4 separate regions of the Mus musculus genome follow, and all the other regions are linked to region 3. A link is a loop called in an ENCODE intact Hi-C map of the cell type or tissue named here. Cell type or tissue: heart. All regions are shown on one strand.

Evidence for each region. Peaks named below come from ENCODE experiments on the same cell type or tissue, not always from the same donor. Only the 100,000 strongest peaks of a DNase experiment are listed, where the experiment ranks them.
Region 1: it touches region 3 in a loop (4-fold over the local background); 4 of 42 quality-filtered maps call a loop at or near these places.
Region 2: a loop joins it to region 3, with 4 times the contacts of the local background. A loop is called at or near these places in 6 of 42 quality-filtered maps.
Region 4: it touches region 3 in a loop (5-fold over the local background); 9 of 42 quality-filtered maps call a loop at or near these places.

What each region holds. Positions count from the first base shown.
Region 1 is chr10:69,272,875-69,280,874 of GRCm38, forward strand. Rhobtb1 (Rho-related BTB domain containing 1) reads left to right here. Exons shown (of 11, transcript NM_001252637.1): 8 at 6,471-6,621. Among named protein-coding and RNA genes, the nearest start is that of Gm40685, 35 kb to the right of the region's middle. In heart, no CTCF peak of the experiment used is centred here; DNase peaks (open chromatin) are centred at 2,027, 3,407 and 4,257; H3K27ac peaks cover 2,018 bases.
Region 2 is chr10:69,303,990-69,311,989 of GRCm38, forward strand. No RefSeq gene overlaps it. Among named protein-coding and RNA genes, the nearest start is that of Gm40685, 4.1 kb to the right of the region's middle. In heart, CTCF peaks have their summits at 2,403 (motif pointing right), 3,330 (motif pointing left), 4,155 and 4,357; DNase peaks (open chromatin) are centred at 3,392 and 5,262.
Region 3 is chr10:69,207,700-69,215,699 of GRCm38, forward strand. A930033H14Rik (RIKEN cDNA A930033H14 gene) reads right to left here and starts at 5,399. Exons shown (of 2, transcript NM_001331193.1): 1 at 5,054-5,399; 2 at 2,063-4,685. The coding sequence starts at 5,306. The coding sequence ends at 4,627. It overlaps Rhobtb1 (Rho-related BTB domain containing 1), which reads left to right and starts at 5,495. Exons shown (of 11, transcript NM_001252637.1): 1 at 5,495-5,676; 2 at 7,603-7,653. In heart, CTCF peaks have their summits at 1,206 (motif pointing left) and 4,877; DNase peaks (open chromatin) are centred at 802, 4,082, 4,972, 5,442 and 2 weaker places; H3K4me3 peaks cover 3,146 bases; H3K27ac peaks cover 3,200 bases.
Region 4 is chr10:69,258,097-69,266,096 of GRCm38, forward strand. All of the region lies in intron 4 of Rhobtb1 (Rho-related BTB domain containing 1), which reads left to right. Among named protein-coding and RNA genes, the nearest start is that of Rhobtb1, 49 kb to the left of the region's middle. In heart, no CTCF peak of the experiment used is centred here; DNase peaks (open chromatin) are centred at 695, 1,265, 2,045 and 7,596; H3K27ac peaks cover 5,209 bases.

The DNA.
Region 1 (8,000 bases), 65 kb after region 3:
CCAGGTTTTAAGTAGCCCAGATGGTTCCCCTTTGCCAGCTTTCATGAAAGAGTTCTGCGGGCTGCTCTTCAGCTCAAGACTTGCTGTGTAGACACTTGCTGTGTCTGCAGTCATGAGGGATGGTAGGTGGTCGGCCACTCACATGAGAGCACCAGGGTGCATTGTCACACCTTTCTTCTGCTAAAGAGTCGTGGCCAGTCATACTTCCTAGCTCACGGCCACAGACGAGATACTATCAAAAGCAAGTATAAGAGCCTGTCTTCTAGAAGTCTGGGGAAGTAAACATATCCTTAGTCAATGGAGGACCAGCATCATCCTTAACCAGGCAGGAGACCTTCCCCAACCCAGTCTTTCAGCCTTGGGCATGTCGTCTGCAACCTGGCCCATACACCTAGTGATCCCTGAGGTCCAGTGGTGAGCCACAGCCCTGGAGGCTAAACCCGAATTTTTCCACCTTGCTGGTGGGCTAGGAGTAGGGTTTATGTATGTGAGTGTGTCTGAGTGTATGTGCATGTGTGTGTGTGTGTAAGGAAACGGGTGAGTGTTCACTGCACTGGACACCCTTTTCAAAGTGCACGGGTCCAGCAAAAGCAGATTGGTCCTACCCCCTCCCCCCAAAAAAGACTTTTTTAGATTGTCTCAGGGATTCTTGTAAAAAAAACAAAAAAAAAAAACAAAAACAAAAACAAAAAAAAAAACACTGTCTTCATCTTTCTACAAACACTGCTGGAAAAAAATAATAATTCCATTCAAACACTTCTAACAAAGTATAGGTGGGGCGAGGACTTCTGTTGAGTCTTGCAGTATTCCTTAGCATCTTCCCACGCACGCGCGCGCGCACACACACACACACACACACACACACACACACACATACACACACACACACACACACACACACACACTAACCCAGGGGACACCCCATCAAGTTTATTGTCCTTAAGGGCTGGGCTGCTTATTTCAGCATCTCTTCCAACTTTTCAAAAGGAATACTGAAAACAAAGGCTAACTTTTTAAAAGGGGTGCTCCTGGGGGGAGCATGGAGGACTCCCGCAGTACCCCAGGAGCCCACATTTCCCTCTCCAAGTAGGGAAACAGAATCCTAGAGTCACAAGCCAGGAATGGCGGAAGCTGAGAAGGTCACTGGGCCATCCTCTTCCTTTTTCCAGAACAAACCACAGCTGCTGCCGAATCAGACCCCAGAAAACAGCCCTGCAGCTTTTGCTAAGTCTCCCTCATGTGTGCTCCAAGGTATGGGTATTCAATTGCATGGAAGCTACCCAGAGAAGGGGCCCTGTGACCTCCCCCCCCAAGTAATTCCTGAGCACTTAGTCCATGCTATTCACCATAGTCTTGGTCAGCATGGATGCTGACTGGAGTCTAGCCTTCTTACAGGAAAGATTGGGGTACCTCCCCCTCCACCTAACCTGAGGTGACTGGCATTTTCTGATGTAGGCCCCTTATCCTTCTAGCCCCTCCACACCAGCTTACGGTGTTGTTTTGCTAAGTAAAGCCTGATGATCAAGGTCAAGACCCCAGTCACAGAGCAACAGTGTCTGCGCTGACCCAAGGAGAGGGACGCTAATCCCCTTTATCCCTCACAGAAGGGACTCTAATCGCTCCAGATTAGCATGTGCAGTGGAGGTGACCAAAGCAAAACCTAGCAGCACACATGGGAGTGCACACATGCCTTATGTGGTGAGTGGCCCAGGCAGGAAAAGCAGCCACCTGTTCAACGGGGTTCTAGAAGGACTCAGCCCTCACTCTCCCCTCTGAGGATTGAAGCTAAAACTTAGCACAGGGCAGAGATTACTGCCCCTGGGCAGGGGGGGAGGGTACATGGGGGGGGGGGGCAGATCACAACCCCATGTCACCAAAATCTCATGATCCCTAACAACACCATTGACATTTCCACCCCACCCCAACCCTGCCTCTTTTCACTGTTTCTAAGAGACCATAAGAGGTGTTCATGGACTTTTTATCTCAGTGTGACTGTGACCTGGGCCAGCAGCCAGCCTTCTCTAAACCTCCTTCATCTATTAGACAAGAATGGCAAGAGAGAGTGCTCCCAAGAGCAGGCTAAACATGGAAGTGTGCATGCCATGCCTGGAGCATATGCAGTGCCCAGCAAATGTTGTCACTACCCTTAAGTTCTCTCACTGTGGGGTAAGGGGGCTCCTCCTGTAATGGGCTCTGGAGAAGCTGCCAGCTCATCTTCTAATCAAAGACAGGGAGGCAGCCTTGGTTACACAGAGAACTGAGTCTCACGCGTGAAGTGAAATGCTCACCACGTCTTCCAGGAAGGACTTGGCTCTATACTTATTATTGGACATTAGCCTTTCTAAGTCACCTTTTAAAGGTTTCTTTATTTTTTTTTCTAGATTTATTTTCACCTTTTTTGTATATGGCTGTTTTACCTGCATGGGATGTCTAGGTTAGATCCCGTAGGACTGGAGTTGCAGACTGGTGCCAGCCGTTGTGTGGGTGCTGGCAATCGAACTCCGGTCCTCTGTTTAGAGCAGCCGGTGCTCTTGATTGTGGAAACCATCTTCCCAGTTATTCTAGATCATCATTTTAAGTCTGTTTTGTCCTGGGGAAGTCTGACTTACCCGCTGAAAGTCAGCCCACTTCTTTTTTTTTTTTCAGGGTCCAGAGAGGAACTTTATACACACATATGTAGAAAAGAGGACAGCGTGCCACGAGAGCCACTTTCCATTTTATCCCTTAATATAGAAGACATTTCTATTTTACCATTTTTTGGTTTTGTTTGGGTTTTTTTTTTTTTTTTTTTTTGGTTGGTTGGTTGGTTAGTTGGTTTTTTTTGTTTGTTTGTTTTGGTTTTTTTTTTTTTTTACCTTTTTTTACCTTTTTGTTTTTCCTTCATTAGTTTTAGTGTAGCAGTAAGCCTCATTCCTTCCCACTGAGGGACCCAGCAAGCCATCCATTTCAAATGCATGCCGGGTTACAGTAAGCAGTGGGCTAGCTCTGGAATACTTACTCATTCTATGTGAGAATGTCTGTAATGACAGCCCCAGTCTTCGCAATGCCAATGTTAAACCAACTGAAGAGGAACACAGGGTCCCGATGAGGGTGCAGTTCTTTTGTGTTTTGGTCGCATCACTGTTTTGTGGTGTTGCCTTGGGTAGGTAGGGTGTGGACAGCTATGTCCCATCTCTTGTGGCTCTGTACGGGTTGTTTTCAAGGACTATGAGCAGGTCCTCCCTATTGTTACATAGCTAATTATAAGCGTGGAGATCACAGAAACAGGATTTGTTTTGTTTTGTTTAATAAGCAATCAGCTGCGAGGTGGAAACACATGTTATGAAAGGGTTTGGTGTTTCTCATTCCTAGTGACTCCTAAGGGTCCCTAAGAAGACCTGCCAGTATGAGTCATCACTTCAAAGGTGTTGACATCATACCATCGAAAGGGAAACAGGTGGTTGCTGGAGATTACACACATCAGAGCAGTTCTGAGGATGCAGGGGACCAGGGCAGTGCTCACTAGACTCTCATTCCCTGTTCCCAGAATCAACTCCTTTCTACTTAGGAAATGCCTATCAAATCTGTATTTTCAGTGGTCTTTTTGTCCAAAAGTGCTCTTAGTTAGCAAACACAGCTAAGGCAATTTTAGAGATTCCAGAGCCTGGCCTCAGTGAAGAAGTAACGTTAGCATGGATAAGGGCCACCACAGGGTACTTAACCCGTGTGCCCACAGGCACACTTCATGACATACTTCTGGGCCAGCCTACATACTCTTACCCTGTCCCTTCAAAGACACACTGCACACCTCCATTTCTGAAAGAAAAGAACCCCCCCATCAACAGCTGAGACAGCAGACACTCTCTGCCCAACATCTGCAATTAAAGCTCTTAGCGTTTTTGTAAAACGTGAATGCTTTTACTATGAATGGGTTAAATTTGAAAGTTGTGCACCTTAGCACTCAAGTACCTAAAGGAATCCCCAGGAACCCAAACACTGTTCTAGAGATGAGCGCTCGCCACGCGTTTATGCTGTGGCTCCTGTCGATCTGTTACCAGCACAGTACGAATGCATATACCTTTATGTATATACGTGTGTATAAGCAAACACACAGTGTGCCCAGTTAAGATGCACAATGATAGAGCTTATTGCCAGTGTGACAGCTACAGGGAATGAGGGGTGTTACGACATCTGCAGGGGACAGGTGAACCAGTATGTGTTGTTCCAGTCTGTCCTGGAAACTGAAGGGACAGGAGAGGTGGAGCTGTCAGCAGCAAGTGGCCATCTTAGCTCCGCGCTAGTCTAGGATTATAATATCAGCTTTGACTCCTCACATTCCGTCATCACAGGGGTCAGACCAAGGACTTGAAATGACAGTTGGTGCTAATGACCCAGGAGCTTATTCAGGGAATCATTGTTTTCCACGTCTGTGTCTGAGAGCAGGGGATAAAACACTGCCTACTGTTTCTAAGAGCTCGTTCCAAATCTTCCCCATGACATGTTACAGAAATAACTATACCTGGAAGTGTATTCCTTCTCGGACATGGCTGGTGACTGACTGCCCACGAGAATAACATCAACAGTGGCAATAGCTTTGTTCTAAGGCAATTTTAGAGATTCCAAAGCCTGGCCTCAGTGAACTCACCCTCGAGCTCACATAAAATGTGTGTGTGTGTGTGTGTGTGTGTGTGTGTGTGTGTGTGTGTGTACAGGGTCATCCTCAGCAGCCCCTCTTTACATGAGTGTGTATAGGAAAGGCACAGATATAATCATGAATATAGAGAGATGCAACCACACACTATACATACATACATACATACATACATACATACATACGTACGTACGTACGTACGTATTTTTGAGGGGTGATGTATTTTATATGCTTTATTCTGTTTTGTTAACTGCCATAGTTAAGAAGTCTATAATGGTTCAATCTTTCAAACTGGAACTCTAGCTCGCAGAACTATTTATGAAATTAGAGGCTTTCTTGCTCTGCAACCAAAGTGTTGCCATAAGGACCCAGTCTACAAAGCATTTCAGCCTAGGAACTTCAGAAATGCACTCCTTGGGCTCAAGTCCCAGTCCCTGCTGACAAACCCTCCAACCTTGGACATGAAACTCAGCCTCCTTGACTGCTGTGTCCTTGTCCATTAAATAGCAAAATTAATAGTCTCTTCTTCCTGGGACAGATGGAAGGATCAAATTAGACAGGGTGTGTGGAAAGCTGCGCACAAAAGCTTCTATTAAAGTAACACTCCAGTCAGAAAAACAAGGACGCCATTCTATACCGTGTCCGTCCCCGCCTCGTGGAGTGTCTTAGGGTTTTGTTGCTGTGAAGAGACCCCATGACCATGACCAAGGCAATTCTTTATAAAGGAAACATTTAATTGGGGCTGGCTTGCACTTCAGAGATGTGTCATGGTGGCAGCATCCAGACAGACCTGGTGCTGGAAAAAGAAACGATAATTCTACATCTGGATCCTCAGGCAACAGGAACAGAGAGCGATATTAGGACTGGCTTGAGCTCCTAAATCTCAAAGCCCACCCACAGTGACAACACTTCCTCCAGGAAAGCCACACCTCCTAGTGTGCCACTCCTCACGGGCCTATGGAGGTGACTTTTATTTAAACCACCACATGGAGTTAGTGAAGAACTGAAACAGATCCCCCACCTCCTCCATCTAGGACTTAAACCTCAGGTCATTCCTTGAAAGTGTAACGTGTTATATAACAATAGCTCTAGACACCCCGGAAAGAGGCTTTTGCAAGGGGTCATGCCCTGCACCCAACTAAAACAGAGTCCCCACATGTACCACAGCAGAGGCCTTTGGCTACTCTGGGTCTGCTGAGACCCAATGATATATGTGTAGTTCTGGGCTCCTGTGGTTGTGGGAGAAAGAACTGAAGTATAGACAAAGTACTGAGAGATGCTGATGGGTTGCTGGAACCCAGCCTGTCACCGTGGCAGCTGGTGTGGTCATTCTGCCTGTTTGGCCACCTGAGAGTGGGATTCTGTCATGTCTGCAACCACGTGGCTAGCAGCAACTCACGTCTGTCACATTGCCAGATGTCTCCCTCCACAACAGAGTACCCTCAGCTTCTTGACAGGGAGGGCCAATAATGTAATAACACATTTACGACCCGTTTGTCTGATTTATATGCCCAGATAGCCATTTAAAAAACTCCGCTCCGGGCTCTGACAGGTAGCAACACTCTTTGTCACCTACAAATCAAACTGTTAATGTTTACAGCCATAAATACTAACGGCAGGCGCTCTCTGCACAGCCTCAGAACGGTGTGCCTGCAGTTGCCAGGTGCTAGGTCATGTGGTTGGGATGTTTCTAAGACCCTTAGCCTGAAGGTGTGCAGCCCCCATGCCCCGTATGAACCCCCCAGGTCTCCCACGTCCCATTTGAGCCCTCAGTTCCCCCATGTCCTGTACGAGCCCCCAGTTCTCGTAGCAGCACTGAGCCTTCTTTACACTGTTGCAGGTTCACCTCCCAAATATAAACAAGATGTCGATGCAGGCGGTGTTGGAATACCTCTACACCAAGCAGTTGTCACCCAACTTGGACCTGGACCCCCTGGAGTTAATTGCCTTGGCAAACAGATTTTGCCTGACACACTTGGTTGCTCTCGTAGGTAAGTCCGGTGACTTTTGTGTCCAATAGCCACACTGATTGAAATGACACCTAAGCAAAACTAAGCTTGCTGAGGGTCAGACTCTGATTTACATCTGAATAGAATAGGCATGCTGGCGGCTGTCAAAGCCAGCCCCTTCCGTCAGCCCAAACTGGACACAAGTATCTCCTATGCTCCTCTGCGATAGGCCCTGCTAGGCAATGAAAACATCAATGCCCAGCCTGGCTTTGGAGGTACACACCGCACGCATGCTGAGTCTTAGGCAGACCACAAAATCTGAACACTGGGTGGCGCGCAGTGAGCATCACATATTTGGTTTTGAGAAGTCTCCTTTCTCTTTAAACTATTTTTGAAAATGTTCTGACACTGTCAAGTTCATTTCAAGCAGTGGGGGGTTGGGATCTGACTTAACCTCAGGAGTCTTTTCTATAGCTTATAGATTGGTAAAAAGGAGCAGGTCTGGGTGGAATATATGCATTTAAATCCCTCATTTGAAAACATTCAGACTTGTGCTTCCCTAGAGATGTCAGTTAGCAGTCCAGGTGCTAATCCCCTGTACTCGCTTGTTTCCAGGGAAAGTAGAGACACACTGTCATATTTGCTGGCCTTCCTCCTGCACTGGGAGAATTGTCTATGCACATTGGCTTTCAGTAAGAACTGGCTGAAGAACTGAGCTGATAAAATGAGTTAGAGAACAAGCCTTCCTATTCAAAGTTGGCTTCTTACATATACACACACATACACACACACATACATATACACACACATACATATACACATACATGTACACACACATACATATACATACACACACACATACATGTACACACACATACACACACACATATATACACATACACATAAACACACACATACACACACATACATATATACATACACATAAACACACACATACACACATACATATATACATACACATAAGCACACACACACACATACATATATACATACACATAAACACACACATACACATACACATAAACACATACATACATATATACATACACATAAACACACACACATACATACATATATACATACACATAAACACACACATACATATATACATACACATAAACACACACATACACACATACATATATACATACACATAAACACACACACATATACATATATACTATACCTTCTAGTGATGACTTCAGGTATAAGATTGATTTCTCTGCCCCCGTACACACAAATTACCTACCTAGAAATAAAATTCCCTTCTATTCGTGTTTCTTCCCCAGTTTAAAAGAAAGGATTTGAAACATCACAATTAGAAAAATAAAATAAAATTCTCCACTATACTGAAGTCATAGATCTAAACGAGTGTGTTACTCTTCAGGCATTAAACCCAG
Region 2 (8,000 bases), 96 kb after region 3:
ACGATGCTGTCCTAGAGTAGACCATGGTAGAGCCCTCTCTCACCCTGCTCCTTGCCTCCTCCTAGAGTATCAGTTGACCTGGGGATTCTCAGCCCCTCCTCTGCCTGGAGGAAGCACAAGGAGAGCCAGATGCACTGTCTAGGTCAAAGTTACAAGAAGGGCTGTAGAGATGACTTGGCCGTTAGGAGCACTGACTGCTGTTCTGAAGGTCTCAGTTCAAATCCCAGCAACCACATGGTGACTCATAACCATCCATAACGAGATCTGACGCCCTCTTCTGGTGTGCCTGAAGACAGGTACAGTGTACTTACATATAATAAGTAAATAAATCCTTAAAGAAAACAAGCAACATTCAGGCAGCCAACCGTTTGGTGGAGCAGGCAAAGTATGAGCCAGGGTGGCAAGTAGGGGATTGGAAGGGTAAGATGTGTGTGTGTGGGGGGGGGGGGGTAGCAAGCTGACTCTTAGCCATTCCCCTAGCACAAAGCATCCTTTGTTCCTCTCTTTCCAAGAGTCCAGAACTGTCCTGACAGCCCTCCTACCTGGAATACCTTCATACTAGCACTGTGGGTAATTACCCAAGAACACTGGGTGATTTTGATCGTCAAATTGATTGGCTCAAGCAACAGAACCACCTGGGGGTTAATGAAGCACACTTCTGGGGGTGTCCGAGAGGGGTCCTGAGGGCTCTGGACTAGAGAATGGATTGATCCCGGATGTTTGGAGGTAATGTTGAGATGTGTGAAAAGAACTGAGGGTCAGGCAGAAGTAAGTCACTAGGGGCATGGCCTTGGGGCCTGCACACATTCTCCTTGCTTGCTATCCATCACCTCAGGCTCCTACCATCAGGATGCTCTACAGAGCCCAAGAGATCAAGCTACCATGGGCTTGACCCCGGAACCCATGAAAAAAGCAAGTCCTTTGTCCCTTGACTTGAGTCCCGTACTGAATCACAATGAGTAAAATAACAGGCAAGGCCCATGCATTAGTAAGTGTAGTGGTTTGACTAGGCTTGGCCCAAGGAGGGGCACTGTTTGGAGGTGTGGCCTTGTTGGAGTGGGTGTAGCCTGATGAAATGGGCGTGGCCTGTTGGTGGAAGTGTATCTCTGTGGGCATGGGCTTTAAGACCCTCATCCTAGCTGCCTGAAAGCCAGTATTCTCCTAGCAACCTGCAGATGAAGATGTAGAATAGAACTCTCAGCTCCTCCTGTACCATGCCTGCCTGGATGATAATAAACTGAACCTCTGAACCTGTAAGCCAGCCCCAAGTAAATGTTGTTTTTATAAGCATTACCTCGGTCATAGTGTCTGGTCACAGCTGTAAAATCCTAACTAAGACAGAAAGTGGCTGAGTTAGGATTAGAAATCAAGTCTGTCTAAAAACTAAAACTCACTCTCAAGCTTTGTGTTAGAGAGAGCAGACCCAGGGAGACTCTCTAACTCAAAGGATTAGTATCAAGGTGGGGCCCTGAACTAACTTAGGGACTTGTCCCCACCACCACCACCACGTGCCCCCTGCATTGACTTCCAAGGATCCCAAGATCCATATAAAATATAGACTTCCCCTCCCCCACCCCCAGGCTAGACAGAGCCAGCTCAGGGCTTCTGAGTTCAAGGCTAGTTTCTTTGGCTTGTGTCACACAATTTCAGGTATTTCTGAGTGCAATCTACCCTGGTGCCCTTCTCCTTACTGATAAGCACTCCTCTTGTCAACTGGAATCCTTTGCCTACATGCCTTCCCTCTCACCTCCAAAGCCTCTTATCGCTGTACGCAGAGGCTCTGCGTTAGGTTTCAGGGTCCTTTTAACAGAGGGTGCATCGAATTACCACCCTGACGGCTGGCTAAAGTTTAACCCGGGATGGGATTCTGGAGTCATCCAAAGTTCACTGCATCTGCAGTTACCAGGAGATGAGCCTTAAGTCAGGCCCACATGGGCTTGGCAGATTTGGAGAGTTCCCACACGCCAGTTGGTGTTGGATATTTCTTTACTCACCCATTTTGAAGGCTGTTTGAAAGAGGTTAACTACAGAAAACCTCCTGCCTTGCCCTCCAGTGTCTGGGTTGTAAATGCAAAAATTAGAATAGCGGAAGGGACCTTCATCCTGGAACCCGCCACTCACTTGGGTTATCAATTTGAGCCTGTAGGACACAGAACAGGCTGGGGGCTCAGAGATCAGGATCAGAGGCAGAGAGATCAAAGCCGTCCATCACGGTGACCGAGGGTGGGAGAAAGTTACTCAGGCTCCTCCTCCCGGATACAATCCTGAGCCTGTAAATCTGGTTGCTCACAGCTTTTCGGCCTGGGACACAGAAACAAATAGGGAAACGTAGACAAGATGTGTGCTCATGATATCCGAATAAGCAGTTTAAGCCGAAGGTCCGATCGTGCTATTATACCCTCCAGCCACGAGGCGGCGCCACAGAGCCCGCAGGCACCAGTAGTAAAAAGAAAATGTGAGCTAAGTGGGGCCTGGCTTCTCTGTTTTGGGTGCAGTTTGGTACACCGAGTTCAGAAAGAGGCCTCACAGCAATGCAGCATGGAGCCCAGCTTCAGAGACCTGTATCTTCCCTGGATAAAATGTAGTAGAGTTCGTTTGATACCACCTCTTACAGAGCATCTCTCCTGGGCTGAGTCAGTTTCCTTCACCCAAAGACACTTGGATTTGGCTTTGTATAACGGTCCCAGGCTCCAGGCACAATGAGCAAGAGAGAAGCTGGTCTCATTTCCACCCAAAACCACGCTGTGTGAATTATGAGGTCATCAAAGCATGTAGCATAGAGTGAGATAACCCAGGCTCCCAGTTGAGATGGATAAGCAGCTCGACTAGGTCTGTGGGATGTTAGTCAGGGGCGTTCGAACCCTGCCTTACTAGGGGCAGAAAGAAGGTCCAGTCACGGCCCCAGGCATCACACTATCCCTGTCCCTAGGGACTACTGGGAAGTAAGCTATGAAAGCCAGACCGTGATGACTTTGAGTCTTCCAAAAAATGGTCACTAAAGGTCACAGCCTCTGTCCTCGTTTCTGATCGTTTCTGAGGAAGCAAGATGTCACTCCCTCTAAACCTTTCAAAATTAGAGTCACCCAAGGAATGTTGAAAACTACAGATTCCCCAAGTCAGAATCATTGACGAGAAGGGGCGGCCCAGGAGTCTGTGGTATTTTCTTTTTAAGAAAAACTGTTTACACAAGTAATCTACCTGCAGGAAAGTCCCTCCTTAAGTAATCCTGAAGGTCCTTCTCCCTGCAAGCCCCTTGGCTAGCTGAGATCACTGTCCCCTGAGAAGCCACACTCAAGGACTCCCTTGGTGTCTGTGGAGTCCTTGTCGCCCCCTGCTGGTATGAGAGCAGATCTGCCAGAGTCGCCTTGCCTTCTTGGGAATCACAAGAGGGAAAGCTTTTTCCAGGGTTGTCTGCACTCTCTGATGTTCATTCCAGTGTTCTCGGTGCACTGCAGCTTTGATGCCACTGGCTTGCATGCCTGAGCGCTTCTGTTTATTTACTGAGGAGTCTGCCCTGGTTTGGGCATCACACGGGGCTAGGGAGTGCGGGATACTGGGTCCCCCTGCTATGTTTCCTTGGAAAGCAAGACATTCCATAACCGAGCAGTGGTAGCACACACCTTTATTCCCAGCATTTGGAAGGCAGAGGCAGGTGGATTTCTGAGTTTGAGGCCAGCCTGGTCTACAGAGTGAGTTCCAGGACAGCCAGGGCTACACAGAGAAACCCTGTCTGGGAAAAAAACAAAAACAAAAGAAACAACAACAACAAAAAGATGTTCCAAGATGAGTTTCGAGAGGAACCCATAGCAAATGGAGACACTCTTCCACACATTCCCAGAAGACCATCAGCTCCCAACACTGGGGAGTAACACTCCACAGACTATTGGTCAAGTCTGCTCTGGTCAGCTCCCAACTCTGGAAATACTCACTGTGGGTCAGAAATGGAATCTGTTTAGGCCTTGAAGCCTCTGCAATGAGTGCCTCTCCCCAGGGACTTTATTTACTCAAAAACATGTGGGGTGTCCTGGAAAGGAGGTGGGTTTTGCAATAAAATACACAAGTCCAATCCCCAGTCCAAGGCAACATTTAAAAGTTACTTAAAATATTGAAATTTTTGTGTGTGTAACTTTTTCTAGTTTCTCAATTGCATAGTTCTTCTTTTTTTAAATTTTTTTATTATATGTAAGTACACGGAAGCTGTCTTCAGACACACCAGAAGAAGGCATCAGATCTCATTACAGATGGTTGTGAGCCACCATGTGGTTGCTGGGATTGGAACTCAGGACCTTCGGAAGAGCAATCAGTGCTCTTAACCACTGAGCCATCTCTCCAGCCCCCAACTCCATAGTTCTTGAGTGTGAACTTTGTAACCAAAAGTGTCCTGGTGTGGAAGCAAAAGGTTGGCTATGCCTGTGTGTCTACTGAGCCTGAGAAAGAGCATCTAGTGACCTTCCAGCTGGCCAGATGGAGTGAAAACTTACATGATAGGGTGCCTGTCACCATCATGAATACCAGAGGGTGTTTTTGATTCAGATAAGGCAAGAGAAGTGTATGTAGTGCCCTCTCTGGTGGAGGATAGAGTTAATATTTATGGTATACTCGGAACTCACCACCCAAGCATTCATTTCAATGATCTGCTTGGCACCCGTGAAGGGTAGTGCTTCTCACATGCCCACATTTGGAACCTACTAAAACCTACATTTTGGAAGGCCGGGATGGAGAGGAAGACAACTTCCAGGACCGGATAGTGAAGATACTGCAGGTTGATCATCCTGACTTTAAATATCAAAGAGTATGGGACTAGAAAACCAACCTTCTTCTGAGCAAGGGTCAGGGAATAAATACGCAGAGGATCCAGTGTTGAGCCTGACTCCAGCTACAGATCTGGTCCTGCAAGCCTTGCTACTTCTGACAAGGCATCCCTCAGCCTAGCCAGAAGGGTTGGTTAGGAGCCATTTCTACACTGACAGTCTATACACATCTTAAGCACAGATGAGGCGCATCGCCCCTAGGCTGAAGACAAAGCTGAACAAGTGGAACCAAACCCTTCCAAGCCTTCTATCTTGTCCAAGATCAATAACGGCTCTTTGAGATTCAGCCATGCAGACAGACACCACGAAAAATCCTCATCTCTTTCCACCATGTCCCATAGCTTTCCAAATGTTACTGGCTGGAAACAGATGGGCCAGCAATGGATGGTCCATTACCCGGAAGTTTCTACTATGCCCCTCCCCGCCCCCATCTCCTAATTCCTCACTTCCCCAAAGCGTGTTCTGAGGAGCAGAAAGCTTGCCTCAAGTCCTGGCTCTCAGGCCTCGAGCAGACCTGCTGAGTCAGTCAGCTGAGGTCTGTGATTTATGTGCTGTTGGGGGTCAGAGAAGTTTGAGCCTAAGCCACTTAGTTTATATATTTGTCTCATGGTTTCCACTCAGTTCCCATTTCAGGTCAGCATGACCGGAGGAGTGAGTATAAATAAATATAGGCTCCTTGCCTTCTCTCTCTCTCTCTCTCTATCTCTCTCTCTCCTTCCCTCCCTCCCTTCCTCCATTCCCCCTCCCTCCTTCCTTTCCCCTTCCCTTCCCCTCCCTGTCCCTCCTTCCTCCCTCCTCCCATCTCTCTATCTCTGGTGAATTGACTCAGTAGACAAGGTGCTTTCTATGTGTGGTGGTTTAAATGACAAATGTCCCCCATAGAACCCTTAGTCTCAACTTGGTAGCACTGTTTGGAGGAAGTTTAAGTGGCACAGCCTCACAGGAGAAATGACTTTATCAGAGGTGGGCTTTGAGCATTTACAGATCTTTGAATCGCCAACCAATGACTGGCCCAAATTGGAGACCCATCTCATGGGCAAGCACCAATCCCTGACACCATTAATGATACTCTGTTATATCTTCAGACAAGGAACCTAGCATAACTGTCCTCAGAGAGGCTTCACCCAGCAGCCAATGGAAACAGATGCTGAGACCCACAGCCAAACGTTAGATGGAGCTCTCCGGAGTCTTATGGAAGAGTTGGGGGAAGGATTGAGGACCTGGAGAAGCCAAGGACTCGGCAGGAAGACCAACAGAGTCAACTAACCTGAACGCTTGAGGGCTCCAAAGAGGAACATGGGCTGCACTTAAACCCCCTGCAACTATGTAGCAGATGTGCAACTTGGTCTTCATGCCGGTCCCCCAACAACTGGAGCAGGGACTGTCCCTGAATCTGTTGCCTGCCTGCCTGTGGATCCTGTCCTCCTAACTGGGCTGCCTGCCTGGCATCAGTGGGAGAGGATGCGCCCAGTCCTGCTTGATATGCTGGGGGGTCAGGGGAGGGAGGTGAGGGTGCCACTCAGAGGGGACTCTCCCCTTCCCAAAGGAGAAGGGGGGAAGGGAAGGGGTGATCCATTTGAGAGGGTACTGGGAGGAGAGGGGGCTGATATATTAGGAATAAATAAATTTAAAAAAATAAAGACCCTTCCCACTTCTAGTTTGCTATCTCTGCTTTGTGCTTGCTGTTTAAGATTCGAGTCCTCAGCTGTGCTGTCCCTGACATTTTGACCCTCTGGAACTATCAGCCCAAATAAATGCTTCTGTAAGTTGACTTGGTAATGTTTTATCAGAACAACAGAAATTAGCATCGCATGCAAATGTGAGGACCAGGATTCACACAAAAGCTGGGCAGGCACAGCAGCCACTTATGTCCCAGAACTCAGGAGGCCCAGACAGGAGATGCCCGTCTAAGACTAGCTCAATTCCAGCTCCCCGGGTTCAACTGAGACGTTGCCTTTAATAAGTAAAGTGGAGATGGAGAAAGACACCCAACATCAATTGTAGACCTGCATGAGCTCCCTCGCATACATTTGAACATATATGCATGCACATACATGCAAAGCCAAAAAAGGGGGGTAGCCCCCCGAGTATATCATCAGCCCCAGACAAAAAAATCTTAACAATAATTGTGTTCTTTCTCAGTGAGAAATCGGTTGCTTGACAGTTTCTTCAACAGTAACGGGACAGGCTACCCAGCCAAGTGGATAGTACAGACTACCCTTACCCCCGAGAGAAGGCGTCTGCCTTAGTAGGACAAAGGGGAACCCCACCCCTTGAGGACAGACACCTTTATAGAGCGTTTGGAGCATGTTTGACCAAAGAAAAAGAAAAAAAAAAAAAAAACTCGAAAAAACATGTGGCAGCCGCTGCTCATAAGGGAAAAGCAGGGCTAACCCAGGTCATCTGGGGACAGGTGGGGTTACTGGTTTCCCAGGAGTTGCTTTTAGCATTGAGCTACAAGAAGGTTCCTTTCTGGCCCCAAGTTCCTGAGGCCAACGTTGTCCCTTAACCTCAGGGTAAAAGAAGACCCTTCCACTGCCTTCTCTCTGTGCCCTGTGAGAACAGGCTTTGAAATGCTATCCTGGTCTGTAACAGCCCCATCAAGTGAGTTCATTTAAAGCATAGAAACAGAAGCAGAAAACGGGTCGGAGAGCAAAGAAAGTCACCAGGATGCCCACTGCTATGTCTAGCCCTATTTCCATCCCACCTTGGTACTAAGCCTCAGATACCTACAAAACCACACTATTGTGGTTTTACACATTGACACGTGTGCCCTAAGATACACACCTTCTCCAAATGGGACTGTCACATGTCTTAGGAATACGGGAGTCTAACGACCTTTTTAAAAAAATGATTTATCTATTTATTTTATGTATCTAAGTACACTGTAGCTGTACTGATGGTTGCTGGGAATGAAGGTCGCTCACTCCGGCCTAAAGATTTATTTATTTCTATATATCTAAGTACACTGTAGCTGTCTTCAGACGGGTGGTCATGAGCCACCACATAGTTGCTGGGATTTGAACTCAGGATCTTCAGAAGAGCAGTCAGTGCTCTTAACTGCTGAGCCATCTCTCCAGCCCTCTCATACATCTTTCTACTGCAATTTATTTAGTCACCTCCCTCCTCGTCCCCCCGCCCCCAAGCAACAATTCCTTTTGTCCCAGGGGTTCTGCTAGGGCCATTCAG
Region 3 (8,000 bases):
AATGCAGCCCCATACAAAACCTCACAATGGTGCTAGTGACAGGATCATTTCATATGGCAGACATATCAACCATACAAAAGTTGGGGAAATGGCCCCCAAGAAAGGAAGCTGGGAAATACCTGTCCCTGCTTGTCTAGCTAGAACAACTTGTAGAAATGTTGCTCCCACGTTGGAGTATCTGCAGAAACAGGGTCCCAAGAGGTCATTTTCTCTTTTGGCCATCAACACACGGCATTATGGAAGCGCAAAGACACATGTCTCTGTCCCTTGTCACTAACCAGAGAGAAGGCCTCTGAGTGGAGCAGTTCAGATCAATCCTATGGCTCCTGAAAGGTTGGCATTCAGGGTGGCTTAGACAAAGCTGCTTGTGAAGGCTGATTAAACCCCGTGCCCTGCCCTATCCCAGCTCTGGAGCCCGGAACAGGTCTTTGGAGCCAGTCAGTCGGTGGAGGCAGCATCTCCACGTGCCACTGGCCACAACATCCCTTAAGTGCCACAAAGTCCTTGGCCATTGCAACAGCGGCTGTGTCACCCCAGCGATCTCACCCAACAGCTGCTTTTCAATAAACCTTTTGACCAAATGCAGCTGTTCTTTAAAGCAGGCCCATCCGCCAGCTTATTTTCTCGTGTCCCCACTCCCTATGACTGAAATGGCTCCCTAGCACCTGACATCCATTCACCAACCTAGCATTAGATCTGGCATGCCAGACCAAAGGGTGGGAAGTGGCAGCTGTCTCTGCTACACCCCAATGGCCCAAGCCACTGGTCCACAGCTGTTGCATCAATCACTGGGGGAGGTCTTTTGCGCCTGCGCAGGAGGGTGGGGCGTTGGCTCCTCCGGCTGTCGGTTATAGACCGCTCCAAAGAGGACTTAACACCACATGACTGAGAAAACTCTCCGTGGGAATTTTATGTGAGTAACTTCCCATAACCACGGATATACTGGAAAAAGCTTCAGGCAATAGAAGCACTGAGCACTCGTAATTAAGTTGATGATAGAGTTTTCCTGGGGGTACTGCATATTTAATTTGCAATTTGAAGATTATGACCCCAGAACTTTTTTTAATTCAACAATAAGTTCTAGAGAGTTGGCTGACAGCTGTAAGTCTTGCACCTCTTGCAGAGGATCAGAGATCAGATCCCAGAACCCACGTTGGCATCTCTCGACCACCTTCAAACTCCAGCTACTGGTCTCTGACTCCCTCTTGTGGCTTCTGCAAGCACCTGCACTTCTGTGCACATACACCTAGGCAGCTGCACATAAGCACGCATATGAGGGAGGATGGGATAAGGGGTTTTCAGAGGGGAAAACAGGAAAGGGGATAACATTTGAAATGTAAATAAAGAAAATATCTAATTTTTTAAAAGGGAAAAACTATTTAAAAAAACAAAAATTAAGAATATGCAATAGCAAGACAACCTATCTATAAAATAACAAAAACCAAGAACATCTCTTTTAGCGATTAGTAGTTAAGGGTGGTCAGTTAGCCTAGGAAGAGATGTTTTGACAGAATTGGTCATTAGGGAAATGCAAATCAAAGCCACGGTGAGATAGTTCTCTTCATTAGTGTTGAACAGTAATTTTGTAAATAACAAACCAAAAGAAGAAAAAAAAGTGAGGATGCTAAATATTATTGGTAGGGAGGTGAAACGTGCAATCACTCTGAAACTAAACAGTCCAACAGCTTAGTTAGCATTTGATTTGGAACTTGGCATTCTTGAACATTCATCATAAAGGAAAAAACATTCACACACAAAACATTTGTGTACCAATGTTTATGGAGTGTTTTTCCACTGTGGCAAAATATTGACAATATTTGAATGGCATTCCATGGGTGAATGAACACACCCTGCTAGGTCCATATAATGGACACTTAGCAACGAAAAAAAAATGAGCTACTGCTACAGATGATCTCAAAGGCAGTGTGTGCAGAGAAAAATTCAATCTAAAAATTTACATACTGATATTTCCAGTAATAGGTCTCACCAGGATAAAAGTCTAGAAATGGGGGCAGGAAGGTGATAGTTAATGGCTTCAGGGGAATTACAAACACCAAGGACTCAGTAGTGAGTGAGTTTATTGGTAATTAAAGAACACTTCTATATGTAAATTCTGGTATTTAAATTTTTAAGTTATAATTATTGTGTATGTATGTGCATCAGCATGCACGTGTGAGGTGGCCAGTCTGGGATGGTTTTGGTTGTTGGTGTTGTTTTGATTTGGTGTTGGTGGAGGGGGTGTTTTTATTTTATTTTATTTTATTTTATTTATTTTGGCTGTGTGTGTGTGTATGTGTGTGTGTGTGTGAAGGGCAACATCATTGGTTAAAATACCTACCATAACAAGTTTAACATCACCATTGTGCAAGAAAATTTGTGTTGAGAGAGAAATGTTGGCTAATTCCCAGTGAGGCCTCCAGTCCTTGTATATCTCAGGTGAATGATGCAGATTGTGTTAGCGAGCAGGAAGGCTGGTTCTTTGGTGGGCTGGAGCACAGCTGAGCTCTTGCGTGAAGCTGCGCTATCCGCTTTGCTTTTATCCCCTCTTTTCTGCCGGCGGTCACGGTCCATGCTGTATGCCCACTCCTCCCACCTTCATGAATCAGAGGTCCCGTGTGTGAAGTTTGGGGCACCATGGGCCCCGCATGTCGATGGCAGTGTCTTCTTGACATCCCTGTCCTTGCTTGGTACAAAGTTCCAGTAATTTTTTTTTTTCTTCTGCTGTCTCTGAAATCTCCATTAGTAGCAATTTATTTTCCTGGAAGTTCTCCAGATCAGTTCCCCCTCAAGTTTAGGTATGCCATGAGGTCAAAAATGGTAGCAAAATGGCTAGTAGGCATTCCTTATCCACTCTACAAGGATGGTCGGGGGGGGGGGGGGGGGCTCAGGAGATGGTCAGGCACCCCAAGAGTATGCACAGTACTAGGTGTCTTTCTACTCTTACAACCTCTCTGATGCTTCAGAAATATGTGCAGGTGTGTGCATATGCTGCCATGTGGGGGGAGGGGTGGTAAAGGGTGGCACTCGCCTGTGCACGTACTTGTGGAGTTCAGAGGTCAACCTTGGGGTTGTTCCTTAGGATCTGTCCCTTCCCCCCTCCCCCACAGGAACTAGGGGCCACTGAATCAGAGAGGCTTTAGAACCAGTGAGCCCCAGGCATCCTGCTGTCTCTACCTCTGGCAGTGTGGGGGAACCACAGGGGCATGCCATTATGCCTGGCATTTTTCGAAAGTTATGGCAGGTTCATCTTTTGAATGTGTGACTGAGGAAGTGAAAGACACCTGAAGGGGACCGGATGTTACAACAAAGGTTAGTGATAAAATAAAGCCAGCCCTCGATGACCCTGGGGCACAAAAGTCAACCACTAACAATACTGAAAAAATGCAAATTGCCCTTGCCTCAGTTACCCCATCTGTAAAATGGTTCCAATGGCCTGCCTCATCAGTTGTGGTGGTATAATAATCTTAAGGAAAAAAAAGAGAGGAAAGCCATTCCCCGCTGCACTTGGGGCCACAATACATATTTCTTAGTTTCTAAGTTCCCATTTCTTAGTTACTGTTCTATTCCTCGGTGCCCCAAGGTAGTTTGAAAAGAACTGACTTGCCGAGAAGTAGCTAGTTAGCAACAACGGGGTTAATTAACTTTCCCTAATATATTCCTGGAGAGAGTATCTATTGATTGAGTCTTTCAACATGGTGTCCTTTTAAAGCAGGCTGAGGGGAGTCTACCCCTTGCCAAGCAAATGACCATATTCAGTCACGATCCACCTTGAACTCCTCAGACACGGGAATTTGACTTCTTCCTTCCTTCTCTTGCTAGCATCAAAAGGTTATGGCCTTGATGACCCCATCTCCAACCACAACAGTACATTAAGGATTGCTTAAATACCGCAGGTTGCCTGCACAACATTTTCTTATTTAAAAACATTTCGTTTGCTTAGCCTGTTGGTGGTACAAACCTGCAAGGCCGAGGTTGCAGGAGTTCAAGGCCAGCCTTGGCAACATAGCGAGAGTTGGAGACCAGCTATGGGAGGATCTAAGGGAGGGGCAGGAAATTGCCAAAGAGACTGGAAACCAGAGATCCTGGGGAGGAAGAGAAGTCCATCTAAGAAAACCAAATGTGGTTTCCTGAAAAGGAGGGACGGAGGCGTTACTGTGAGAGAGGGTTTTGTTTGCTATTCATTTTTTTAAGGGAAGTTGAAGGATAGCCCTAAGTAACCGTCCTCACAGTAAAATACGGCTATCTATCTTTCCCACCCTTTCGAGATGCTGGCAAGGCCTTAGCTAAGAACTGATGGAGGCCAAGGATGTAGCGTGGCCATTTTTTGTGTGCTCCATGTCAGCCTTTAGAAGGGTTTTATAAACGTAGCACATCCCTAGTTGAAGGCATTCACATCCTAATCCGCCAGCTGTCTCGTCTCGTTGCAGGACTAGAGTGAGCGGATTACACAGCCCAGTCTAACAGGCAGTTGAGAAGGCGGACTGAAAGTTCCCTGCGGACAGGAGCCAAGTTAGTTGCAGTTCCCTGTCACCTCCTTAGAGCATCGCGTGATGCCAGACACCCCTAGGCACCTAGGCAGTTCTTCTGCGGATCCGTGAAAAGTAACCAGAACTCTGCCCCCAGAACTCACAATCGGCTTGAAAGTCCACAGTGTCCCCGAAACTGGTTTTCCCTTCCAAGATTTCCTGCAGACCCAGAAGAGGCCGAAATCAGTTTCAGCTCCCCCCCCCCGCCCCCCAGCCTCTCTAAAACAGCTGATTTCGGGGTGGGAGGTGGGGGTGGGGAGGACCGGGTGGGGGGAAAAGCTGGGCGTCCCCCCCCCCCGCCCCCTGCCGGGACCCCTTGAGCCCGGTGCAGGGGAAGGTGACCAGGAGGGGGAGAGCCAGCCCGCACGTGCAGCGCCCAGGGGAGGAGGCTGGGCCAGCGCAGCGCTTAGTCAGCAGCTGGGCTCGGTTTTGAAACAAAAGCCAATGTCCTCCCTCGGAGTCCGCGGCCGGTCAGTTCCTAGGGGGAAGAAAGCTATGCTGCCCAGCCGGTTAGTGGCCCAACTTACTTTTCCTGAGCCCAGGACTGAGGGCCAGCGGATGTTCGGGAGTGGGTGGGATGCTGCGGGGAGGGGGCGCGGGGACAGCTCGCACACACCCTGCCCTGCTCTGATCTCCGCTTGGCTTAAGGCCGGGTCCCCGGGGTAGCGGGACGCACGCTGATCCCGGCCCTGGAGCCCAGGCCCCTCCGGTGTGCGTGCAGCCGCAGCACCTTCGCCACCTCGCGTCCCACAGCTCAGACACACCAGGCCCTGGTTTCATGAATGAAATCCAATCGTGTGGTTATAAATAGCCGCCAAGGCTGCTCACGTCACGGTGGAGAGAGAGAGAGCGATCGGAGGCCGCCACCGCTTTGCTCGCTCCGTGCCCGGGCGCAGGGTTCCGCCCGGTGCCCCGCCTGGCCAGGAAAGGGGGCGGGAGGAGGGCAGGGCTGGCGGCGACAGCGACCTGGGGACGAGTCCCGTGGCCTGCGCCGGGACGCGGACGCGGCCGGGTGCGGCTGGGCCATGCTGCCTTTGTGCCACGCCGGGCGGGTGGCGCGCGGTGCGCAGGGTCCCGGCGTCCCCGCGAGCGCGCGCGGCGGGGGCCGCTGCTGAGCGGCGGAGGGAGCCAGGTCTCGCTCGGCTGCAGGGTAGGTGGCTGTGTCGTGCTGAGTGTCCCAGTGAGCAGCGGAGCACCCTCACCAGCTCCCGATTGCCTCGCGGGTGGCAGGTGGGGACCCCGGCCCATGTTCCCACCCTCCCCCAGCAACGTTTGCGAGAGTGAGCTGAAGGGATGCGGGGGGACAGTCCCCTCCCAGAGGAGTGAGCTGAAGAGATGTGGAAGAGCACCCGCCCCGGCCGCACCCCTAACTTGTAGCGGCAGACAACACGTACAACAGGCACCTTAGCAGTCCGGTTGCACCAGGGCCGGGTGCTGCCGCGCCCCCGGGGAAAGGCGCCTTTTCCTCGAAGGACTCTGGTGGGGAACTTGGGACGCGAGAAGCAGGGTGCTCTGAGCCCTTGGGTGTTTGCCCTGCCCCAAGCAGTGTCTTTGGATGCACGATGACGCCCCTCTCCCTCCCCTCCCCCCTAGCCCTGTGTCTAGGGAGTCTGTTGTGAGTTGCTGTGCCAACAATACACGCTGCCTTGTGAGGGGCTTGCACACACCTCAACTTAAGTGTTCAGCTAGGTTCACAGCCAGGGGGTAGGGGGAGAGACACAGAAGAGATCCACACTCACACCCACCCCCAAAAAAGTGGAAGGAAGGCAAGACTGTGTAAAAAATGTATATATAACATTTGATTCCACTGTTGGCCGTGGGGTTTCCATCCCATATCAAACTACTCAACGGAGGAGCAAAGTCAATATTTAGACTCAGACAAGCCAGAAAAGTTAGGAGGGAGAGCCAAGCACAGGGTTCTGAGTTGGCTTTGCACGTCAGCACAAGAGCTGCGCCTTTGGGACTGCCTGTACACATATGCTGGGGCATTGGGGGTGGAGGCATGCATTAAGCTTGATAAGTTACAGAAAGCTGGGAAACGCTAGATAGTAGCAAGCAGAGGAGACATCCTGACTGAATCTCCCTGGTCTGTGCTTTTGGGGAAACTACTGAATACTCAGCCTGGGGTTTCAGCATGAGGTTCTCTGTAGGTTGTGCTACCTGCCATAAAAACATACAAGAGACTCCAAACCATGCCATGCTTCCAGAGGCATTCAGCTTGGCCAAGGGCAGATAATAAGCCACCAACAGGCTCATAAGTTCACTTTTAAACACTCTTTTGAGACTCAGTGTATTATTTCATCTTCAGTGATCTTTGGGACGCCTATGAGAACCAGTGGTTCCCATTAGACAAACTCAATCTTTGGACTGTCAGTAACATCTGAGTGTTGTCCCCACAGGGGAAGCAAGCAGTCAATTATCATATTAAACAAGATTCTTGATGAGACTCCTGGATCATATTTGAAAATCAATGGGGGTCTGGGTTTGATCCATTCCTTCCCATGGTGGGAGGCTTTAGCCCATCTCTATCAACAGTCTCTATGTTCCAAAGTTGTGAAGGTCACGGGCATCCCAAGGTACAGGGTTATGTATGCTCACAAGGATGCACACAAGTAGCCTGGTTGATGTTACCGACTTATTACTTCTACAGAAAAAGAAAATAATTAATAATAATAATAATAACAGAAGAAACCAGAATTCATTGTGTTGGGGTTAAGATGGTGTTTTAAAATGACAATTTTTTTTAAGAAAATCTCCCACTCCCTTGTCTATTTGAGAAAACCAGTGAGTTTTCACTGTGCTTACCATCCATTTGTGGCTAAGTGCTTTTTCTGTATCATCCCCAAATGCTCAGAAATATACTTCTTCGAATGCTATAAAATGCTAACATAGCTATTTCAGGAGATACTTGACCCAAAGAAATACCAGTGTACACAGAGCATAAACCAAAGTTAGTCAGACTCTGCCCATCCTCGCCTGTGGAGAAAGATACAAAGTATGTTAGAGAAAAAAAAAGAGTTCCTGTGGGCTGGTGGCAGGCAGAGGGATTTTAACAGTATTTCTCTCTATTCTCTAGGTAAGACCAGCTGTGCGCAGGAACTCCTGTTCTTCACTTCCCGGGAGCGAGGTCAGTAGCTCTGCGCATGCCCACAAGCACAGATGAGTATTGTAGCCTCTGATGCTGAGATATGTTCTAGAGCAGGTTTCTTAGTCGTTTTGTCTCGAAAGAATCGGGTTTTGCTGTTTTATATGGTTTGAATCCATTGTTTGTTGAAATCAGTCTATTTTCTCTTCAAAGAAAAGAACCTTAAAATGAATCTTGTGTGCCCCGTCTCTCCTTCCTGTGGGTCATTCTAAGGAGAAAATCAAAATGGTAGTAGACAGTTGAGGGTCCTGGGCATCTGAGTGTAGTCGGTAATGGAGATTTGACTCATCTTCATCTTAGCCTTCAGGAGATTTCATAGACTAGTAGTG
Region 4 (8,000 bases), 50 kb after region 3:
AAGGACACATGTCTAGGCTGTAGGAAGAGAAATAAAATAGAGAAAATAGGAAATTGTCTCTTAAATCTACTGCACTGGCTTCAGACTCATCTACTTGTATGTGTGTGTGTGTCTGTGTCTGAGTGTGTGCCTATGTCTGTGTATGTTTTGTGTGTGTGTGTGTGTGTGTGGCATGTGGTTGTGTATATTTGTGTGTGCCTGTCTGTGGTATGTGTGGTTTTTGTGTGTCTGTCTCTCTGGCTGTCTACATGTGGTATATGTGTGTGTGCCTGTCTGTGTGTGTTGTATGTCTGCCTGTGGTGTGTGTGTTTGAATATGTGTGTTTAAAAGCAAGATGGTCTGTCTGTAATGTATGTGTATGTGTGTTTGTGTGTGTTTAAAAGCAAGATGGTCTGTCTGTAATGATGTATGTGTATGTGTGTTTGTGTGTGTTTAAAAGCAAGACAGTCTTTGTAATTGAGGGCATCCCTGAGCCTTAATCTAGTTGTAATCTAAAATTAATCCAAAAAACAACCTGCTCCCTTTCTTTGTATTTCTTTGGCTTCTGGAGAGAATCTCACTCCTGGAAGCAGCCATTGTTCCTCCGGAGTTAGGAAAGCAGCCAACGGATTTATCAGACGAATTCAAGTAATTTTTAAGAAAGCGTATTAACTGGCTAACCTCTGCTCATGTCCCCAAGACATCCCATGGCGGGCTTCCAGGAACAATAATCTGACAAATTGTAGCGACTCACATTCTGTTCTCATTCCTTACAAAAACTCCAGCCGATCCCCTGCCTGACTTCATTAGCCTAGTTTCATTTCTTTTAGACTCAACGTCTGCAGACATCTGTGTACCCGTAGTAATGTGTTCTTGGGTACCTCACAGGCCTTTTAATGAGATAAAAAAAATCAATCTAGTAAACACGGTGTGGGGAATCCTGAAAATGGGCTAGCTCCTTGCACTGTGAACAGTTAGCAGCACACATTATAACAGTGCTATGGTAAGCCTGCTGAGTAAAAGCCAGGCATATTTTTGTGCCACTTGGCCCCATCCTGGACCTGACCATGCAAGCCATGTCGGCACAACCTTCTGCAGTCCCCCATATCACCTGCACTGTGTTCTCCTCCCAAGGCCAAGCAAGGATGTCACCACCGACCTTGGGTTCTGCCTCTTCTCCAGTCCCCTGATTTTTCCTTGTACTTTCCCTTCCTGACCCCTGGCCCTTGGGCACTCCATCACCTGTTTAATCAGATAACTATCCTAACAATGAGATTAGCTCATTCAACTAGAAAGTATACTCCACCAACTCCGCAAAAGTCAAAGCCACCCACCCCTAAGAGTCCTCCCACCTCAGCCTCTCTGTGGTCTGCTTCCTCTCTGTCTTCCTCCTCCCCACTGTACACTAGCAATGTGTCTCTTTCCTCAGGGGAGTATCCTGCCTTGGGGCCTCATCTTTGCCCTAGCTGTGGCTTTGAACTCTTCTGTACCCACAGCGGCATGTGTGGCCCCTCCCTTCCTTCAGTTATTTCTGGACCATCAACCCCAGAGAGACCCTCCCCAAAGATCTCACCTTGAGCAGCTCTGCCCCCGCCCCCTTTTCTCTGTTCCATGCTCTGATTGGCTCTTTACCTAGCATCCAGTTCTCTGTTTCTAGCTGTGCCTATCCATGAAATAAATAGATAGATAGATAGATAGATAGATAGATAGATAGATAGATAGATAGATAGATAGAAGATAGACAGCCAGGACAGTTGTCCCCAATGTCTCCAAGAGAGCCTGGTATGCAGTGGGCTGTCACCCACTGCTATGTATGGAAGGGATGGTGAGATAACTGCCCACGGACACAGGATGAGGCACCAAGCAAGCCCCGTGGACCTCACAGACTCAAGAGGATTGCTGAGAAACCGAGGCAAAAATCTCGCTTTTGTATCAATGCTCAGAAAAGGTGGCTGGTTGACAGTTTCACCTCCTAAGAGTTCTGGCCGTTAATCCCAGACACTTCCCACCAGCACAGCCAAGGACACAGAGGACTTCCTGGATCTGCTGCTGACCTTTCCGCCCGGCACAGGAAGCATGCTTCTCTGGGTTTTAGCTTTGAGGAACAGAAAAGGAGACCGGAGAGCAAAACAGTTGGGGGTTGGGAGACGCCATTGCTTAGGCTTCCCTCCCCCTGCCAATCAAGGGGGATTTTGGTTTGGTTTGGTTTGGTTTGGTTTGGTTTGGTTTGGTTTGGTTTGGTTTGGTTTGGTTGTTTTGGTCTGTCGGCCAGGCATTAAGTGAAGCTGCTGAGACCATTTGTTGTAATAGGCTGATGGGTTTTTCACTCATTCTGCTTCTGGTAATGACTGCGTGAAGTGTAAGACCACCTCTGTAGAACAAGTCGTGGGGGCGAGGGGACAGGGGTCTGATCGATGGTAGCTGCATTCGCCTCTTTCTCTCTGCATCGACAAAACTACTGACAGAAACTAACTTAACAGAGGAAGGGCCTGTTTGGGCTCACAGTCTGGAGACACAGTCCACCGTGGCAGCTTTGCGGCAGCTCAAACTGTGGCGACAAGAATGTCTACAGTCAGGTGACAGAGATGAATGCTGGTGTTCAGCTCGTTTTCTCTGGTTTATTTGGTTTGGGGCCCCAGTCCCCATCCATATTCAGGGTGGGCCTTCCCCGAATTAAACTCAGAGACCTACTCTTTATTTTTTTTTTACCATTTATTTATTTATTTTTATTACGTATTTTCCTCAATTACATTTGGCACAGCTAAAGGTGTGTGCTGCAGGCTGTTCTAAATCCTCAGTCGTGATCAAGATTAACTGTGATAATAGTGGTCACTTTGGTTGGTATGGCCATTGACTGATGTACCATGTGTACGAGGGTGGAGGAACTGGCCATCTTTGAAACTCTACCGTTGTCTGCAGTCCCTGGTAACACTGGTGGGCTATGGATGCTACTTGCCCACTCTTAAGAGCATGCCTTGTTTTAGCCAAATTTCTGTTGGGTGGAGGGAGCCAATTTAACAACAGTCACGTCCTGGTAAAACTGCATTGACAGTCTCGGAAGAAGAAGTAGTCCACGCATGCTAATTGCTCCCAAATCTGGATATATTTCAGGATGTTTTGACAGTTTCCCCCACATAACATCTGTACTTAAAGAAGCTTCACTGCTCTTGGTAAAGTATTGGCTTGATTTCTCCGCTCACATCTGGGGCCCTGCATGGTTCAGCCCTGCTCTCCCCAGATCCCCCAACCAGGCGCTCCCCCCGCCCCCCCAACAGGCCTGTCCATCCTCCATGAGTTCAAGCTTCCTCAGCCATCCATCTCCAGCCCCGTCGTGTGCACCATCTCTGACAACTCCCTCCGCATCTCATATACCCAGGCTGCACCCCTACTAAAACCCAGGGCCACATGCTCCAAACCCTCCACCATGTTCCCTGCGCTGTCCCAAAAATGTGTCTGTTTGCATAACACTGTCAAAGTATAATGCATGAGAGGTGTGTGGTCAATGTGAATGGTTCGGAAATTTTGCTGGAAAGAACCTACCTCAGTTATCGGTGGGGAACAGGAGCTCAAAGGCCCATGAGTGGAAGTCAGGATCTCCTTGCTTCAATCTTGGATAGAGGCAGATTCCTATATCCTGGCAAAGAAAGCCTGTTTGGCTATGACTATGACCCCTACCTGTGTAAAGGTCACGGGGGTGGGGAGGAGGTCCCTCCTAGAAATGTTAAGTAGGTAGAAGCAATGGTAGCTTATACTGAACACAGAGTAAAAAGTCTCAAGAAAATATATAGACAATGAGAAGATGGATGTCCAATACAGAACTTAGGAAAATACGGCATGGGGCTTCTTCTAAAGTTTGAATGTTAGTCTTGCACAAGATCCACCCTGAGCTGAGCACACTGGAGAAGGGCATGTGGCCACCCTACTGACTCCCTACATCCTGGATGCCTGGAGGAAAGTGCTTTTGTTTGCCTTACCTGTCAAATAGGTCTGACATGATGTTTTTAGATAAAAGACGTTGGGGGACGGGGGGAGTTTTCTTTCACTTAACTGGATAAGGAAACCCAGGCCCAGAGTCCCCTCAGCGTGACACCTGTGACAAGGCTGATGGGCCCACCAGAGATGGGGAGCCCTCTGTGATAGGAAAGGACTTAGAAATTGCATTCCTAACAGCCACTGCCTTTAAGCTTCTGGTAGCTTCTCCAGTCTGTTCCCACCACTTCCCTATACTTATAAAAGCAGCTTTTGAGTCTGCTGTTGAGTCTGGCTCCAGACAAGGCATGTGGAAAGGGTAGCTTTCCTCGGATTTCTTTAATTCTTCAACAAAGATTAGCCCGGGCTTTACATGCTTGCACACTTTCCCCAGGAATCTCTAGCAGTGTTTCCCCCAAAGGAAAACTGGGGAAACGTTATATATGGATTTATTTAATGTACAAACAGAGACAACCAAGGTTGACCTCAGCCCCTACAGTCTTCAGTAACTTGGTCCCTCTCCCATTCCCATCTCTCTTTTCTGAGGCTAGACACACCCGATCGCTCTAACATTGACTTCAGACCAATTTGGAATGAAAACAATCACAATATTACCTTGTGGACATTATTGGATGTGCTAGTGCCCAAGAGAAATATGCTGATATTTCTTTTTTAGGAACAAGAAATTGTTTTTTTTTTCCCCTTAAACACACCAATACACACACACACACACACACACCACACACACACATTCAGTGTGCCAATGAACAGAAGGATGTATTCCTACCCTCTGAGTGTGTGTGTGTTTCTGACTTTGTTTAATAAGCCCACTTATCCCAGTCATAATTTTCAAAATAGAAATCATACAATACATATTGAACCCCCCCCCCCCCGCATCTTCTCACTACTCAAATTTGGGAGTTTAAAGCTCAGTACACCCAGGGCTTTGTCTACGAATTCCCGGGGTTTCCAACCCCAGGTAAGCTGGAGAATTCCATTTAAGTCCTACCATTCTTTCTATAACTGAAATAGACCCTGAGGTCATTTCCAGACAACCCACTCCGCCAAGTCTGCGAACCTCACACCCTCCGCAATTATTTTTAAACCCACTCTCCAAACTGAAACAAAACAAAACAGAACAAAACAGTAACAGAGTCACGGAGACAGAACTTCTAGAAGCTCTCTCTCTCCTCTTTATCTTCTGTAGGGAGGCATTTTAAAATACGGGTTTATGTCAGACACTGTGCAGCCCCCATGCAGGAATGCATATCTCTAAACTCCTTGGAATCCTGCCCAAAACTGGAAATATTCTTAGCTGCCCATCTCCTGCCTTCTTGAACTAGGTTAAAAAAAATGGGGGAGGGGACTGGGAATCTCGAAGGAATAAATGGTATTATCTAAATAGTGACTTGACTTCAGTGGGTGCTTAGACCACAGAGAATGCTGACATATTGCCAGTTAGGAGAGGGGTTTTTTGGGAAGAGGCGCTAGAGGCATCTCTGTCCACAGCCCCATCTGCCTGACCTCTATTCTCAGCCTCTGTTGGAATTTGTCCATTGGACAAGAAGACCTTCCGAGAAAATTCTGCTGAGAGCACACACCCCGTGTTTGTATTTAGATCAACTTGGGTTAAACACAAGCGAGTGAGTAGTTAAAGCTTAATCTCGCTTTTAACTGACTTCAGTGTGAAATAATGGGAATAGATTTCATATAGCAGTCAGGCAAGAAGAAAAGAGAAAAGAAAAACTTTATCCTAAAATACACATAAAAATTTTGATTCACTGGGTTATTTTAATTTAACATCAATGATAGTGTTGTTCCCTATTCAAATTACTCTTCAATTTTGAGGCAACATATCTTCAGAACACTGGATCTTCTCCCCAGTTCCCCCACAGATTTCATACATTTAGATGCCAGAGTGACATGGTAAGACACTGGTGCCTCTGGACCTGCATTGTGTTGCAGAATTGTGCTGCTATCAGAAGATTCCATCTGTCTGCTACCATCCCATCCCCCACCCCCACTCCAGGTCCTGTCTGAGCTTGACTGTTGGGTCATCTGGATAGTAACTCCTATGTGTTTCATGGCATGAGTGGTCTTACGGTTACCTTGGCAACCAAGCCAGCTGGGATCTCAAAACCTCACTTTGCTACCTCATGAAAATGAGGTGGTAGAGTTGATGTTTAGTTACATGTCTGCCACAGAAATGAAGTTCTTAGGATGACTCTCCTCACAGCTGCATGCCCTAACGTGGAAATTGATGGCTCCAATTATAATAAATACACAACAGATAGATAGATAGATACATACACACACACACACACACACACACATACACACACACACACAAAGGATCCCTCAATTTTGACAATGGATGCATTTGCTTTATTCTGTGTCTGAGATGCTGAACCACACGTTATTCTCAGTATGCTGAATATTCTGTGGTGACTTTATTTTATGATCCAGGACAAAACCAGACTTCATTAGATACCCGACATAAACAGGAAGATGAATAACAGAAAGCTAAGCCTGTTTTTTTTTTAAGTTTTTTTCTAATATTCAAAACATTCTCCATGTTACTGGATACTGTTATTTATGCTGATTGGAAGTAAGACTGAGTAGTTAAATCAGAATGTCAAAGACAAGCTGCCTCTCCTTTCCATTTATATATTTACATGTATTTCTGCACATATTGGCATCCAGAAACCATTGATACCATCTTTATTTACTCAATTAGGATACTTGAGATTATCCTAAACATGCAGAGCAATACATTAATCTGCGTTGAGTCCTGGCTTTCCTTGTGTAATTTGAGAACATCTTATTCTTAGGACTTTTGCGTTTGCTATGTCTAGTGCAGTCCCCCCACCCACCCCCACTCCCCCGGCGTGGGCAAATACACACACGGAAAGACTCAACTTGAAAATCACTTTTAATGAAAGTACCCCGCCGAGCCCTGCATCGCAAATGATTATTTTTAGAACTTTTACGACTGCCTGCATATATTTGTTGGCCCCCATTGATATGTAGGAAGAAGGGCTCATTAATGATTTAAGAAGGTTTTTAATTCATAGACTTGATTCTTCCCATTACATAAACTACAAAGGCCATAAATTAACATCTCATAAAGCCATGAGTCTATTAGTAAGAAAGCCTCGACTCCCTGAGAATAACCTTTCTTGTTCTCAATTCCCCTGCCTGGCTGTTCTTAAAAAAAAAAAATAATAATATTAAAAAAGAATCGTCAGTCAGCACATTTTAACGTACCCTTGCCTGCCACCCACCATCAAGCACCATATCTGAACAGCCTGTCTTACACAACATTCTTTGACTTCTAGACCGATAGCTTATAGTGTCCAAATAGAAGCTCCTGTCTTCGGTTTTCAGCGGAAGACTTTCCTTTCTTGATTCTTTTTCCCACGGACCGTTGTGGATCACCTGTAACTTGGGAGGGGGCCGCTTCCAGTATTGTCTGACCTTATCGGCCCTCAATCTACTTCGCTTTCTTTACACCTAGTTTTGAAAAAGAAAAAAAAAAAAAAGTCCAAAGTCCTGCCAAGTCAGGTTTTGTCTCTGTTTGGAAGCAGATAAGAAAGGGGTTGTGCTTTGGATCTGTGTGCGTGGGCAAGAAGGGCCGACATCCTTCTTTGTATTTGCTGGCGCCTTGCGGCAAATACCGTGGACCTCCTCACCAGCTGTTTGCTTCTCTCATTGGGTCGGGTCATCTTCGCCTTTTGTGTTTTATTAAGTGGGTGAAAGGTAGTCTTTATCGTTTCCTCTCATCTTGCAACTATTTCTCGAGAGCAGAAATAGTTCCGGCATGTTGGGAATTCAAGGACTGAACTACTCTGGGTGACCATCTCTGTGGGGCTGGGTGGGGGGGGACACACTTCACGGAGGATCCTGGGCGCATCCAGATTCCACAGTGAGATGTGAAAAAGAGCCTCGTGACAGTGTTGGGGCTGGAATGTGGGGGGCTTAGCAGGCTGTCTGCATGACTCATATAGATGGGTTTAATATCCAGCCCTGGTTTCAAATATTATTTTAACTGT